Linked DNA regions of Mus musculus: region 2 is linked to region 1. A link is a loop called in an ENCODE intact Hi-C map of the cell type or tissue named here. Cell type or tissue: left cerebral cortex. All regions are shown on one strand.

Region 1 (8,000 bases):
TTAAAATTGTTCTTTAGAATTTTTTAGCAAAAATATGCATAGTATAAAATGTATTCCTGAACTATTTTAAGGCTGTAACTCTCTGGTACAGCCATTGCTATAATCTATCTTCAGAACCCTTTTCAGCTTGAAAATTTGCCCATTAAACAATCTCTCCCCATCCCCACCTCCTCAGAGCCCCTGGAAGCTACCATCCTATTTATTGGTTAGTCCATTGTGGATTGACTAGTCCATGAATATAAGAGCAATTGCACAGTACTTTTTCTTTGGTAACTGGCCTGTTTCACTATGAAAACATCCTCAGGGTTCGTTTATGTTATATCAAGGACCAGCATTTCTTTCCCTTTTAGGCAGAATAGCCTGCTATATGTATAGCACAATGCCCTTTGCTCCTTGGTTATTCTGAATTACCCTGCACTGAACCTGGATCCCTTACCAGCAATCTCTGAGGTTTAACGTAAGCTCCCAGAGGCTAGCATGGCCAGTAAATTTCCAGCAACATACAGCTAGGAAGGGTCAGCCCCAGCATCATCCGAGTGACACTCCAAACTCTATTACAGTTGAAGATGAAAAGAATCTCACAGGTAATAGTTGCAGTGGGTGCTCAATACACTACACCTAATTATGTAAGTGGTTGCTTAGTTTTAACCAACTACTGTTCCCAGTTGTGGTGATGATCTTAGTAAGATATAAATTATAGGACTGGTCTCAGATTGTTACATCACAATAGTCTCTCCTTTAAACTGAATGGCAAAGATTGGTGACTGCCCCAAAATCTAGATCTCTTATTCAAATGGCATGTAGACAAACTTTTGAGCAAGGCCAACATTACTTGGAATAGTTAGAGTGGCTATCATATATCAACTTGCAGATCCCAGGTAAAGTCTATAGCTCTCAAAACAAGCAGCAACAGATATTTTCTAGCTTCGAATTAACCTCTGTGGAACACCCTTTGAGTCTTTCAGTTACTTACCCACCTCTCTAAATCTATGGAAGTGCTAGCTGCCTCTTTCTTCCACATCATAAATATCTTCTTACAGCCAGTGGTGGGACATGCTTTTAATCCCCAGAATTCAGGAGGCAGAGACAGGACAGATGGATTTCTTTGAGTTTAAGGCCACCCTGGTCTGCAGAGTTAGTTCCAAGATAGCCAGAGCTACACAGTGAAACCCTGTTGAGAAACCTAGACAGACAGACAGACAGACAGACAGACAGACAGACAGACAGACAGATAGATAGATAATAAATTGATGATAAGTAGGTAGGTAGGTAGATAGGTAGATAGATAGATAGATAGATAGATAGATAGATAGATAGATAGATAATAAATTGATGATAAGTAGGTAGGTAGGTAGGTAGATAGATAGATAGATAGATAGATAGATAGATAGATAGATAGATAGATAGATGCTTTAAAAAGAGTGTCAGGATGCTGCCTTTAACTGAAAGGGGCTGTTCCTTACTAAAAGTTCTCCTTTCCTTTTTAAAAAGCCATCATTTTTAGTCAGGGACTCTCCTGTCAAGGCTTATTACAGATTCTAGGACAAGGTCTAGTGACAGAGCTGGACCGTTCTTTCCTCAGGATCCAATCCTTCCTCCTTTGTTTTGTTTTGTTTTGTTTTGTTTTGTTGTTTTTGTTTTTTTGAGGCAGGGTTTCTCTGTGTAGCCCTGGCTGTCTAGGAATTCACATTGTAGACCAGGCTGGCCTCGAACTCAGAAATCTGCCTGCCTTTGCCTCCCAAGTGCTGAGATTAAAGGCGTGCACCACCACCGCCCGGCCATGTGTATTTCCATCAACACCATCTGGACTCCCAGGAGTTACTCCAGAAAAGTTAGCTAAATGGATCACTGAACATCACAGAACTTTCTAAGGAAATGCTCTGGCCAGTCAGGATGACACACACATATAAACCCAGAACTCAGGAGGCTGAGGCAGGAAGGGTAATGATATTTGTGTCAGGTTAGGCTACACAGCAAGTGCACGATTAGCCTAGGATATATAGAAAGATGTGTATCAAAAAATAAAAATAAGTTCAGTCTGTTCCTAAAGCAGGACATGATGGTACAAACCTATCATCTGGGCACATGGGAGGACTTGGGGGAAAGGACAGCAATCTAATTGCAGGCGGCCTAGGGTATCTTGGAGACTTTATCTCCAAGAAGGAAAGAAAAAGCAAAGGGAGGAAGTAAAGAGGGAAGAGGGAGGAAAGAGAGGAGGAGGGAGCAAGGTGAGTGGAAGACAGGGAAAGAGGGGAGGGAGGATGGAGAGAAGAAAACATTCTCCATATTTACATTTCTGGAATGTAGCTCACAATTACTCTCGGCCTTGATATCCATGATTTCACATCTGCAGATTCAACCAACTACTGACAGAAAATATTCACATGGCACTGCTGAACAAGTATAGACTATTTTTTTTTATGGGTCTGGAGAGAAGGTTCAGCAGTTAAGAGAACTGACTGCTCTTCCAGAGGTCCAGAGTTCAATTCCTAGCAACCACATGGTGGTTCACAACCTTCTGAAACAGGACCTGATGCTCTCTTCTGGTGTATCTGAAGACAGCTACATATAATCATATACATAAAATAATAAATAATTTTAAAAACAATATCATCTAACAAGTATCTTCACATTATATATTGTTTTAGGCATAATATGTAATCTAGAGATGGCTCCGTGAACTCCAGAGAGTAAGTGAGGTCACACACAAACACATCCTTGAGTGGGCCTTGTTAGATTTCTTTCTAAACTCCACCCCATAGTTACCTGGCAACAGCCAGGTATGCTCCACCTGACAGTTACCTAGCAACAGCCAGGTAGGCCTGACCCACTATAAAAGGGTCCCTCTCTTGATCTCTTGCTTCTCTCTTGCTCTTGCTCTCCCCCCTTCCTGTTGCGCCCCTCTCCCCCTCCCACGTGTTCATGGCCAGCCTCTATTTCTCTACTCTTTCCCTCTCTCTGCCTTTATCTGGCTCTACTACCCTCTTAACTCCCCTCCCCATGCCCTGAATAAACTCTATTCTATACTATACCATGACTGGTCCTTCAGGGGGAAGGGATGCCTCAGCATGGACTCGCTAAGACATCTCCTTTCCCCATACCTCACCACATCCCTCTATAGAACATATTCCTTTTCTCTTTATCTTTTTATAAACACAACAGTCCTGGAACCAATTATCCATAGATAATAAGGACAACAGCGCCATCCTTAAGGGCAGCCTGCAGGCCACTCTAGTTCCCTGATCTCCCTACCTTTTGTAGTCACTGTGTCTGAGGTTCCTTGTACTGCTATTTGTTAGAAATTGTGTTTATTCTGTTCAATTTAAGGCCAGCCTGGGCAACTTAGAGAGACACTTTCAAGATAATATATTATTAACCCAAAATGCATTTATTGAAAGGGTTTCCCATTATCCTGATTTGGGGTATTTTTACTCCTTTTTTGTCATGAAAAAATATCCTTTGTCAGCCTTGTTTTTCTACTTATAGGCTGACAAGGCAGTGGAGCAGACAACACAGCAGGCTACCCTTTGTGTGTGGGCTTTAGCAGCATCCTGGGCATTTCACATCCATCTTCTAAGCAGAAACTGGAGCTCTGCACCAGGGTTTTTTTCTGTTTCCTCTCCTCCTTTTTCTGGGAGGGATGAAGGAGATCCTTTGTGTGAGTAATATAATCACCTCTGAGGATTTTTAAAGGGACTGAGATTGGGTTTGGTGATAGAATGCTTGCTTGTATCACACAAATATGTAAATAAATAGATGTGAAACAAAATAAGGATAAAAGTTGGAAAAGATAGGTAGGTGGTAGGATGATTGCTTACTACACACAATGCCCTAGATTTAGCCACAGTAAATAAATAAATAAATGACTCATTCATCCTCCAGAAAAAGATCACTATGAAGACTTTAGAATAAAAAAATTGATATGCAGAGCTTTTAAATGCTATTTTTCACCAATCAGTTATTTAAAGAATGCTATCATATTACCTATCAGTTTGTATTTAGCTAGCTTATTATTTATTTATTCATTTATTCATTTATTTATTTATTATGAAAGGAAGCATTTTGTTTTGGTATCTAATTCGGAGTGGAGCAGTCCATGATCCATTGACCCCTATGCTTTGGGCCTATGACAAAGAGGCATATTGTGGATGAAGCATGTGGCACAGAAAACACACTCATCTCATCACTGTGAAATACAGCAGAGGAAGAGGGAAGCCTGAGAACCAACTGCAGCTTCTACTAGTGCAGCAAAAATGACCTCAAGACCTCCCATGAGTTCCTCCTCTGGGAATTCCCACTTCCTCTACACAGTAGCAAGCTGGGCGTGAAGCCTTAAACACAGAGAGTTTAGAGAGCATCCCAAATGCAAATTATGGACAGATTCATACCCACTTAAACACTATAGAATGTAGGCATACCTATATTAAAACATCTCAGGCTACTTCACAAATGTACACAATTTTAATGTATCAGTTAAAACTGCTCTAAGGTTTATTTTTTTATAATTTTTGGGGGATTATAATATAATTACGCCATTTCCTCCTCTTTCCTTCCTTTAATGCCTACCATGCATTGCTCTCAAATTCATGACTTTTTATTCTTTAATTATTGTTGTTGTTGTTGTTGTTGGTGGTGGTGGTGGTGGTGGTGGTGTGTGTGTGTGTGTGTGTGTATGCAACCTGCTCAGTCAGTATAATGTTATCTGTAAGCATCTGATCTCAGGGCCTACTGCTGGTATTACATAAGCAATTAGGGGGCTTTTCCCTGGAAGGCTATTTCTCCCACTCTCAACATTCCTCAGTTGTATTCAGCTTTTAAAGAACACCTTGGGGCTGAGGAGATGGCTCCATGGCTAAAGCAGCTGCTGCTGAGACAAGGAGCCACAGAGTCCACACACATGTGATTCCAGTCTTGAAAGGCAGACATAATTCCCAAGACACTGGCTGGCTAGCAAGACTACCTCTACTAGTGAGCTCTGGGTTTGACTGAGAGACCCTACCCTTAAAGAATGATAGAAACCGTGAATACAGAGTCCCAATCTCAGGCCTCCATACATGTTCACTTCACACACACACACACAAATACATGATTGGGTGTGAGGGGCATTTTGCCATAAAGGAACCATAATCAAATGCTATTTGAGGCATTTACATTTGGAGACATCTGCCCTTGTATGGGTCTGATGCTAAGGTCCTGTTCCCAGTTAGCTCTTGATTGATCACTAAAGATGCCACCAGCCAATTGCTGGGCAGAAGGAAAGAGGCTGGAGTTCCAGGTCCTGGCAGGCAAGCTAACAGATGCAGGAGAAGGGGGAGATTTTCAATATGCTTTGGAGGGAGAAGAGGTGACCAGCCATGTTGAGATCTCGGGTGGAGCAACCATAGGCCATTTCTCCCGCAGAGATTAGAAACACAGCTAAAGCTGAGGGAAGCTGTGGCATGCTGAGCAAGGAGAAGATAATTGAGTAAAGTTTAGGGCAGATTTCAGGTGCTGAGCTAAGAATATTGGGAAGGGCACATAAGCAGAGGGAGATTAGAAGCGCCAGCAATTGAGCCATAAGGCAGGTTGAAAAATAAGTTTGTGTGTGTGTGTGTGTGTGTGTGTGTGTTTCATCTACAGATCCAAGGGAACTTGGGTGGGGCTGGAAGCACTGTTTGCCTGGAACATAAAGCAGGGTAGCAAAAACTACACGGTACATGGACACATGCCTCTTAATTTGTATTTGGATTGCTTGGTTTGGTTTTTAAATGGAATCTTATGATTTTGGTCATGCTGGCCCTAAACTCCAAGTTCAAATGACCCTCTTGCCTCAGCCTCTTGAATAGTTGGTACTACAGGTCTGTATCACCCTAGCCAGCTGAATCTGCATTTCTTTACTACATCTCCATCCAGACCCAGGTTCACCTCTGCTCACTTGCAGCCCAATATAGCTCTTGAAGAGGGCGCAGGACTCCCAACCCCTGGTACAAAAGAAAAGCCCCTCAGTCATGCTTTAAACGTCCATCTGTTTGTCTGCTTGGTTTTTATGTGCTATAGACATAAGCTAAGTATATTTCTAAGACAGAGATTATGCTTGTGGAGGTTTGAAAATACTGCTGCATTCCAAGAGTTTAACAAAAGACTGTAATTCAGGAACTTTAAAAACATCCTTAAAGTACTATACTCATGATCTTGTATAGTGAGAACATTGAAGGTTGCAAAATCTTCATTTGAGTTCCCATGAGGGGAAATTTCGAAACATACATCTTTCTGGTGCTGGAAGAATCAAGACTGTATATTTCAAAATATATAACTTCCTGCTGGAGGTCTTTGCCTGGGAAGAGTCTGCACCCTCTCCCCCTCTTGTTCACTCTCTCTCTCTTTCCCCTCCCTCCCTCCCTCCATTCATCCCCTTGTCTCCCTCCAAGGAAAGTTGGCAATGAACCTGCAGACTAAGCAAGGCTGGTAAAAGGAACCCCAAGGGAAAAGCAATTCTGAGTGGTTTGAAGGGAGGGGCCCCCACAGGCAAATGACTGGATGGTGCAGGGTGTGGGGGGTATCACTTCCTTTGTGCCTTCTCCCTTCGGCTGAGCAATTCAGCTTTCCCGTGGAAAGCAGAAGTGGTCCTCCCTCTTCGGAGAGCCTCACAGAGACCAGTTTCTCCATTCCCTTGGCCTCATGGGAGTTAACACTTACAGGAAGAGTGGGGCACCTATTTGGACCAAGAACCAAGTAGCCTTCAGGACTTCAGGAACCAGAGTGAACACTGACCCACCTCTGCAGTTCCCCTGTGGACTCTGCACTCAAAAGTATTACCTTCAAATTGGTATAGATTCACTACAAATGTTTTACTAGTAAAGAGTGAGGAGAGAACTAGAGGAAATATGTTTAAGAGTAGCTTCCAGTCAAGGTGGCCTGGAGTCAGAAAGGTGACCAGGGACATTTTGGATGCCTACAAAAAGGTGAGATTGAGCACAAAGGAAAATAATGACTTTAAAGTATAAACTGTAGGAAAGAAAAATAGTCCAAGCTACACACATAGAAAGACTCCTCCTTGGTCAATAAAATATTTAAGAAATTGTCTCTCAAACTGATGTGTGAACCAGACATGGTGTCACACACCTGCAATCCTATACTTAAAAGGAGAGAAGGAATATCAGGGGTTCACGGTCAACCTCAGTTTCATAGTGAGTTTGAGGTATGTTTGAGATCAGGTCTTGAAAACAAGACAAATGATTGTATTTTCGCATCTGTGTGGTTTTATATGACACTATTTATAACAACACCAATTAGGGATCTCAGTCTCATGAACTGTAATTGTGGGTACCAGTGTCTGTGGGTGCAATAATGAGCACAAATATAATCCCGTCTCATAAATGGTCAACTAGCATCATGCCAATCACAGGGTAGGGGGAGAAGAATGTTTTTGTAAGATGGCAGGAGTCACCCTGGAAAGGCATCAACAGTTGATAAAACACGGTAGTCAGCAGAACTTCCAGAGAACTGTGTCCCAACTGTGAAGACAACTTTCAAGAAGCAGTTTCATGGCAAACAACAAATTCAACGGCTTATCCAATAAGAGGGATGGAGAAGGAGAGCCGGAGCAAAATGAAGAAAAGATTGAATGACTAAGAATGAAGAACTAAGGCTATGGCAGACTATACTTGCCAAAATTTGCTATAATTATGTAAACTTGTTATTCAAAATTATAGGAAAGTTTTTCTAGTTATCTCAAGACAAAGATAAGAGATGGCATCAGTCTTGACACTGACTTGTTACACACTTCTAATCCCTCAGTAGCCACCCAGTTCTTACACTTGAGTGCTCCCCTCAAATGGGAACTTAAATGTTAGAAATGACGACAGAGTTCAGTTTCACAATTTAAGCATCAGGAAACTAGGCAGCTGTAGAAATATTTCAGTATTTCTGACTGGAAAAGCAGCTTCCTCTTCCATTTCCTTCTCTTCATTAAAAGATAGGAAGCAATGACTATACATGAATCCTGGGACTCTGGCTTGCCC
Region 2 (8,000 bases), 110 kb before region 1:
CTGTGGTGTCAGGCACCAGATTCAGGGAACGTGGCTCGCTCTTCTGTCCCTTGTAGAATTTTCTACTGGGTGGCCAGAGCAAGCCTCATTCAAGCAAAATAGGCTGCCTATCACAGTCCCACACAGGGGGAGCTGAGAGTTCTACATCTTCATCTGAAGGCTGCTAGCAGAATACTGACTTCCAGGCAGCGAGGATAAGGGTCTTATAGCCCACACCCCTGTGACACACCTACTCTAACAAGGCCGCACCTGCTCCAACAGGGCCACACCTTCTAATAGTGCCATTTCCTAGGCCGAGCATATAGAAACCATTACAATTACTGAGCCAACTGCTCTTGCCCCTCATTTCGATGCTTTTTGCTTATGTCTTTCTGGTCCAATGCAGTAGCCAGTGCAGCCCCTGCATATGCCTCCACTATTTCCTGCTTACTAAGGCCTCCCACCACACTCAGTCTGTGTGGTTTTGTATATGTGCGGGGGGTGGGGGACATCCTTTTCACCTTCTTTTCTAGTACTTTGCAGAAATAGCTGTGACTGAGGGGCTCATCTAGGTGCTCTGGGAGGGTCTGCAGGGTAATAAGGACTAGTCCTAGGGTCTCATGCATGCTTGAGCACTTAGCCTTGCACAGTGGTTTTGATGACAGCCTCTCCTACTTATTATGATCCGCCCAGGCCAGTTTCAGACTAGATTGTACTTTTAAATATTCCCCCCAGTTGGGAGGCACTAGCTCCAACATTCAGAAGGGTAGTGTCTGAGATAATGTTCTTTTGCTGTGAAGAGACATCATGACCACAGCAACTCTTAAAAGAAAAGCATTTAATTGGGGGCTCACTTACATTCAAAGTTTTAGTCTATTATAATTATAGGAGGAAGCATGGTGGCATGCAGGCAGACACGTGCTGGAGAAATAGCTGAGAGTTCTACACCTTGGCAGGTAGCAGGAAGAGAAAGTAAGTCACTGGGCCTGTCTTGAGCTTCTGAAACCTCAAAGCCCATCCCTGGTGACATACTTCCTCCATCAAGGCCACATGCCCTAAACAACAGCACTCCTTATGAGCCTATGGGGGCCATTTTTATTAAAACCACCACAGGTAGACTGTGAATAAATTCAGAAATAGAAAGGTTTGAAGGCCAAGGGAGGCCAACAAAGCTGTGTACAGCTTAATCAGGCCCAGTTTCTATGTGCTGTGTCCAACACTGTGTGGGCAGCAAAACAACCCAGTTTTGGACTATGCCTTTGTTTTAGTAGGGCTGAGTACCAGAATTGAGACAGTTCCTAACTGAGCTCCTTGCTGTCAATGTGGCTTCCTCTTCTTCCTCCTCCTCCTCTTCCTCCTCCTCCTTCTTCTTCTCCTTCTCCTTCTTCCTCTTCTTCTTCTACTTTTTCAGTCAATCCTGGCTCATAGTCTCTATTTCCCAAGAGCATTATGGGCTGAACCACAGCTCCAAATTTATATAGTGAAGTCTTTACTCCTAATACCTCCCAATGTGATTGTATTTGGAGATAGAGTTTTTACAGAGATAGGATAAATGAGGTTATGGGGGTGTACTCTAAATCAGTAAGACTAATGTCCACATAACAAGAGGGAATTTGAATGCTGGTATGTGCAGTGAGGAGAACAGGCAAAGACAGGAACAAGGGTTCTCAGCCAGACAAAGGCTTTAGGAGGAAGCCACGACTTGATAATAGCTTCTGGCCTCCTAGTGGTGAAAAATCTTCTTCTAAGTCCTCCAACTTTGAAATGGCAGCCTTTGCTAAGGCTGCTAGACAACTAGCCTTGGCAGGAGTCCTTTATTTCATCCACATTCTATACACCTGAAGCATTCAGAAAGCTGAGACAGGCTTCGATTCTGAGGTGACCAGAGGTCATTTCCAAAGTTTGGTGGTGTATGGCTGTTTGATATTCTCTGAGAGCAACTATGGAGAAGGCTTAGGAAGGAGGTGCCTGCTGGAGCCCCATGGCCCCCATGGCTGGCCTTCTGGTGAGCCAGTTGACAGGCCAGTTAGGATTTCAGCTCGCTTGTCTCTGTTACAATGACTTCATCTCCTCTGTGTTCTCTGCATTGTGTTCAGGTTAGAGTCTACAGCCTCTGTGATGCTGCATTGCTGCCTGCCACACAAACAGAGCCCTCTCTGTGTTCCCTACAGGTCTCTCATTAGGAAACACCCTCTCCCTTCCAAGTGCTGTCTTGGCTGCTGGGATGTGAACCAGGGCAGTATTACTCCTAGTCTCCAGAAATTTTGGTTCTTCTTTAGAATGTACAAACACTGTCTAACTCTGCCTGTTTGTACTGTAGCCCTCCCCCAACCTGCTGTTGACTTTGACCCTGGGCCTCAGCATGCGTGTTAATTCTCTGTTCCCAAAGCTTTGACACCTGGGGCCTCTGTAACCTTAGAGGGAATATCCTTCCCAGGGTCAGACCTTCAGAAGAACCCCACATCTCCCTTCAACTCCAGCTGGTCTTTAATATGCAGACCAGCCAAGCAGGAGCTTATGCCATGTCCTACCCACCCAGTGTGGGGAGCGGGTGTGGCGGCAGTCCCAAAGGCGCCAGGGACTGCAGCTAAGTCATATGACTTGCACCTGACTTCCTCATATAAGACACAAACATCCTGAGTGCTGCGCAGGTGTACCAGGATACAGGTGAATCCAATTTGGTGAAGATTTGCCCCTGCTGCCCGGATTAGCTGAAGCCTCGTGACTGGTGAGGGGGCGTGGCCTGCGGTGCGTGGATGAGAGAGAGTATAAAAGGAGTGAGAGGCCCAGGGTTCGGGGGAGATATAAACAAGAAGAATCAGGATTGAATAAACTGCTGTTAGAAGGACTGGTGGTCGCGTCGTTCTTGCTGGTCGAGAGCGGGCGCGACAACCCAGGGCTGAGTACTAGACAACTAGGAATAGTCTCCAGCAGTGGGAAATCTCTGCAAAGATTCAACGTAGCCAGTGCACAGCCTTTCCCTGCTTTCTTGACTTCCTACAGATGCTCAGATTTTCCTTCCTTCTGCCTGGCAATGTGGCTGCAGTGCATGCTGCAGGCATGGGAGGCTTCTCCATCAGATAGTGCTGCCACCTCTTGGTCTATGCAATGCCCACTCCTAGCCTGGATTCTCTGAGCCATGGCCTGATCCAGGCTTCTGAGCCTCTAAGCACCTGTCTTGCAGGTCTCAAAAAGGTGCGCCATGGCTGCCACTCTAGAGCTAGGAGCTAGGAGACCCAGTGAGCCAGCCACCTTAAGGAGCCTGCCAGGAAGTTCTGAAAGGTGGTGCCTGTCTTTGATGTTTACCTCCCCTGCTGTGCCTCTTCCCTTACTGCTGTTGTCTTGTTCCCGAAGCTCCTCTTATGCACTCTGGATCCCTGTGGTTCTTGTTCTATCTTGTCCTTGCTGGGCTTGTCACCTTTAAGCAAGTTAAGGCTAAATGTTTCTGCCTCTCATACATCCACCGTGGTTTCATCCACAGGGAAGCAGTGTCTGCTGACACAGTGCTGAATGAGTACCGTTGGCTCAGAGAGACCCACAGTGAGAGGATTGGGGGGATCATTTAATCCACAGAGGATTGGGGGCAATCATTTAATCCACAATCAGAGGATTGGGGGCGATCATTTACGTATTTCTTAGCACAAAAAATTCAAAACAATGTGGCATAAATCTTAAAAAAGACTTCATTGCTCCAGCTAATGCATTCAAGGGCTGTCTGTGCTGTGGCTTCCAGTGGCTCCCTATCCCTTCAGAAAAATCCAATTATCCATTCTGGTCAGTCACCCTCCATGGTCCTGCCAGCACATGTTCAGCACAGAACACTTACTCTTCTGTGGCCTGCCTTGAGGTGACAGAAAGCATGTCTCTGTATGCAGCCCTTTCAAGTTCCTTTGGGACCTGGGCCTGCACTTCATCTTGGCTCCCAAGAGATAGCGTGTGGTCAATCTGTGTTATATATTGTCCCCTGTAGATCTGTAGCTATAGATCAAACTTCTCATGGAACCTTCATTGTAGTAACAACAGAACATGCTGGTTCAGAGGAGCATAACTTTTGCATCTCTGAACATGGCTAACTCAGATGGTTTGGAGCATCCAACATCTGGTTGTTCCGTCTGACTCCAGGATGGCACTGACACTAAAGCTCTTGTGCCCCTCAAGGTGCCGAGGAACAGGCCCGTACCTCATTCATAATTCTGAAATCCCCAAACCCCCAAACAAAAAGGTTGCCAAAAACTCACCTGGTGGCAAAACCAGATCTGAATCTACCTATAGGCTACATTCATGCCACCTATTCTGAATGTCTACAAAGACTTTTCCCCACCGAAATGTTTTATTTCATTAAAAGTTTGAAGTGATTGCAAAAGTCTTACCAGTAAATATTCAGTATATTAATTGTATTAAAACAAACAAAAAGACAAGAAACCAACGTGCTGCTCCTAGAAGCATTGCAGACGTGGGTGCTGTGTCACATGTACCTCAGTAGGTGGCAGAGAGGAGAGAGGCTTTGTCTATGCCCCAACCTGTGTTCTAACCTGTGAACATCGGAATGATTAGTTGTCTAATATTCCCTGAAAGAAAGCAAGCCTGAGACAACTACCAGGAGGCCAGACAGGGAAATAGCCAGATATGATCACAAGTCCAAAATCCCACAGGCCCAGACAACTTCCAAGGGGAAGAAACTAGCCAGAGACTAGAAAGATCCTGCCTGGATCTCCATAGCTTGAGGCAGTATCCTTGCATGGGGACACTTGGGTGGCCAACCACCAGACCAGAACCATGGGGCACCGACAGGGTAGTAGCCTGTGGTAATCACCATTGTGGCACTAAACAGGCCTTGGGGGTCAGGCAGACCTTGCCTGAGATAACCCTTGCCTGGTGCCACAATGAACAAATGGGCATAGCACTCCTGAGACCAGCGTTGAAACCCCAGACACTCAGAGACCCCAGGATCCTCTAAGGGGAGGAGCTAGTAAGTGGTGGAGAAATGGAAGAGAAAGATAGACAGAAGGATGTGTGCATAATGAAGAGGCAGAACTGGAGACTCGAGAGTAGCCAGGAACAGCCTGATATGAGTAATTGGTGCCACCTGAGACCACAGTGGAGTCCTGGCCTGTGCTGCCACCAGGGACCATGTCTGGGTCCATGGCCCTGAAACAGCAGGGTCTATTACTACGAAAGGCTAGGTGGACATATCTGGTCTGGGCTGCTGCCCAGGGCCATGCTGATGTCTGAGGGCTGTGCAGATCTGACCCCACACCTCACCTGGCATCAAGAGAAAGCTGGCCCTGGGGTAGCAGGATGGCTGATCCCACCCCTACCCACCTGCAGTACTGGAGAGAAGCTCCCAACATTTCAAGAATCTTGGGTGAGGATATGAGTGTGGGAGAGCTGGCCCAGCCAATCATCTTCCCTATGATGGTATAGACAAATGAGAGATACCCTCCTCCGCTCTTGCCCCTGAGAAACCTGCCCTGGGATCATTATAGCAGGAGAGCTGTCTCTTCCCTCATGAGCTGAAGCACTCAGGAGAGTAGGCCCTACACTTTACCTGGGCATCATAGTAGAAGTTACCCTAATGTAGATAAGCTGACCACAAGGGTGTGAGCTTGGGACAGCTGGCCCTATATTGTCACTTGTCTGCCATGTGGTAGTATGGGCAAGTGAGAGATACCCCTCTCTTGCCCTTGCCACCCATGGCAGGGAGGAATCTGGCCCAAGGTCATCAGAATGGGAGAGCTGGCCCTGCCCCTCAGCTACTGCAGCACTTTGGAGAGTAGGTTCTACACCTGACTAGGCAGCACAGCAGAGCTGGCCCTGGACATGGGGGTTACAGGTGAGTTGGCCTGAGGATGTGAGCACAGGAGAGCTGGCCCTGCCTCTTGTCTTATGTATTGTGGTGCAGAGAGACTCCCTCCTCCCCTCCCTCATCCCTCAACACCTATGGCAGGCAGGAGAACTGGCCTCAGGGTCATGAGAATGGGATAACTGGCCATATCTCTTGCCAACTGCAACACTTGGGAGAATGGACCCTGTACCTCCCCTGGGTAGCATGGTAGAGCTGGCCCTGGTTGTTGGTGAAGGGGGAAATAAGGAGGGTGTGCTTGAGGGCATGAGAGCAGGAGAGCCAATGGGCTGATTAGTTCAGATTCCTCTAAGGCCCAGATCCAGAGCTTTGGATTGGCCCACCCCAACATCTATCTCATTGATGAACTGCTGGAGTGCAAGAAGGGACCACTCCTATAGATCCAAAACTACAGGATCTCTGTGACACAGAGCAACAACAAGATATCCAAGAGGAGTTCCAGTGAGGCTCCAGGATTGACAGAGTCGCAGAAGCCAGAGTACCCATACCAGACCAAGGAGTCAATGCAATGAACATTGCAAGTAAAGTGTGAATAAAAGGGTGGGATCTGTGGGACACACTGTGATACATTACAGCTTCCACAGTAAGATTTTTTTCTCTGTTTTAGGGGAGGACGCAAGGGTAGAGAGTAGGTATGAGTAGAGGGCAGATGAGTGGGGTTGGGGTGCATGCTGTGAAATTCACAAAGAACCAATAAAAAGTTAGAAAAAAAACCAACCTGAAATTGACAATCCAAATTATTCTAGAACCTAAGGGATAAGACTAAAAGTAAATAGAACTTGCAATTATCTGGGCTTCCTGACATGGCATCTCCTTTTGTGCACATAAGCTCTGTTCTATGACTATAGTTTGACAATCTAGATTATTCCAATGGTCTTTCCAACAATCTAGAGGATTGTTAGAGACAGTCCATGGAATTGGATTGTCGTTTCCACACGCATGGAAGTGCAATGATGCTGTGGCCATCCCAGGAATGCTAGGTACAATTAACATGTCTATCTGAAGCACTTAACAGGAAACAGGGTCAGTGGAGTCACTCAGCATTTAAAGGTCCTTGGGGCTGGATGGTGCATGCCTGGTTACTGATGTTACATCTCTGGAACCTGGAAAAGGTGGAAGAAGACAACACAGAACTGTCCTCTGACCTCGACACAAAGCATGGCCCTTGTTCCACACATCACACATACTCTCGAGTGCACACACATGCACATCACACACACATATACACACACATATGCACATGTACATCACATGCACATCACACACACACATATGCACATGTACATCATATACATATCACACATATATTCATACACACACATGTATACACACACACACACACACACACAAAGCATAGGAAACTAAGCGGGAAAACTTTCGACATAGTGGTCTAGAACTTACTGAAAAAAATGTTACCAGTTTTAATATATTCTCCCTCATAAAATGGACCAAAATATTATCAAAACATTTAATTTTGAAGGCTATAATCCCTACAAATTGTGTTTTAAAAGTATATTGGTGAGCTTAATTTTTCCATAATATAACTTTGAGGCCGAGTCTTGGTATGTAGCTGTGACGGTTTGACTACAATGCCTAGGCCCATAGGGAATGGCATTATTAGGAAGTGTGGCCATGTTGGAGGAGGTGTGGCGCAGTTGGGAGAAGTCTGTCACCATGAGTGGGCTTTGAGGTTCTTGAAGTTTAACCTAGGCCCAGTGGCTCACTCTCCCTTCCTGCTGCCTGAGATGTAGAATTCTCAGCTACCTCTCTAGCACCATGTCTGCCTGCCATGCTTCCACCGTGGTAATAATGGACTAAGCCTCTGAGCTGTAAGCCAGTCCCAATTAAATACTTTCCTTTATAAGAGTTGCCATGGTCATAGTGTCTCTTCACAGGAATAAAACCTCAATTAAGACATTAGCCGCCGGGCGTGGTGGTGCACGACTTTAATCCCAGCACTTGGGAGGCAGAGGCAGGCGGATTTCTTAGTTCGAGGCCAGCCTGGTCTACAGAGCGAGTTCCAGGACAGCCAAGACTACACAGAGAAACCCTGTCTCAAAAAACCAAAAAAAAAAAAAAAAAAAAAAAAAAAAAACCAAAAAAAAAACAAACAAACAAACAAAAAAAGACATTAGCCAAGTCTAGCCTAAAAGTGTGG

What was found. A loop is a pair of places that touch in the nucleus more often than their neighbours do. Peaks named below come from ENCODE experiments on the same cell type or tissue, not always from the same donor. Only the 100,000 strongest peaks of a DNase experiment are listed, where the experiment ranks them.
Region 2: a loop joins it to region 1, with 2.7 times the contacts of the local background. A loop is called at or near these places in 5 of 42 quality-filtered maps.

Annotation. Positions count from the first base shown.
Region 1 is chr4:3,681,621-3,689,620 of GRCm38, reverse strand. All of the region lies in intron 1 of Lyn (LYN proto-oncogene, Src family tyrosine kinase), which reads right to left. Among named protein-coding and RNA genes, the nearest start is that of Lyn, 7.5 kb to the right of the region's middle. In left cerebral cortex, no CTCF peak of the experiment used is centred here; DNase peaks (open chromatin) are centred at 1,810, 3,558, 4,252 and 6,558.
Region 2 is chr4:3,792,992-3,800,991 of GRCm38, reverse strand. Gm22781 (a small nucleolar RNA gene) reads left to right here and starts at 4,409; the gene lies at 4,409-4,545. In left cerebral cortex, a CTCF peak has its summit at 3,045 (motif pointing left); a DNase peak (open chromatin) is centred at 3,025.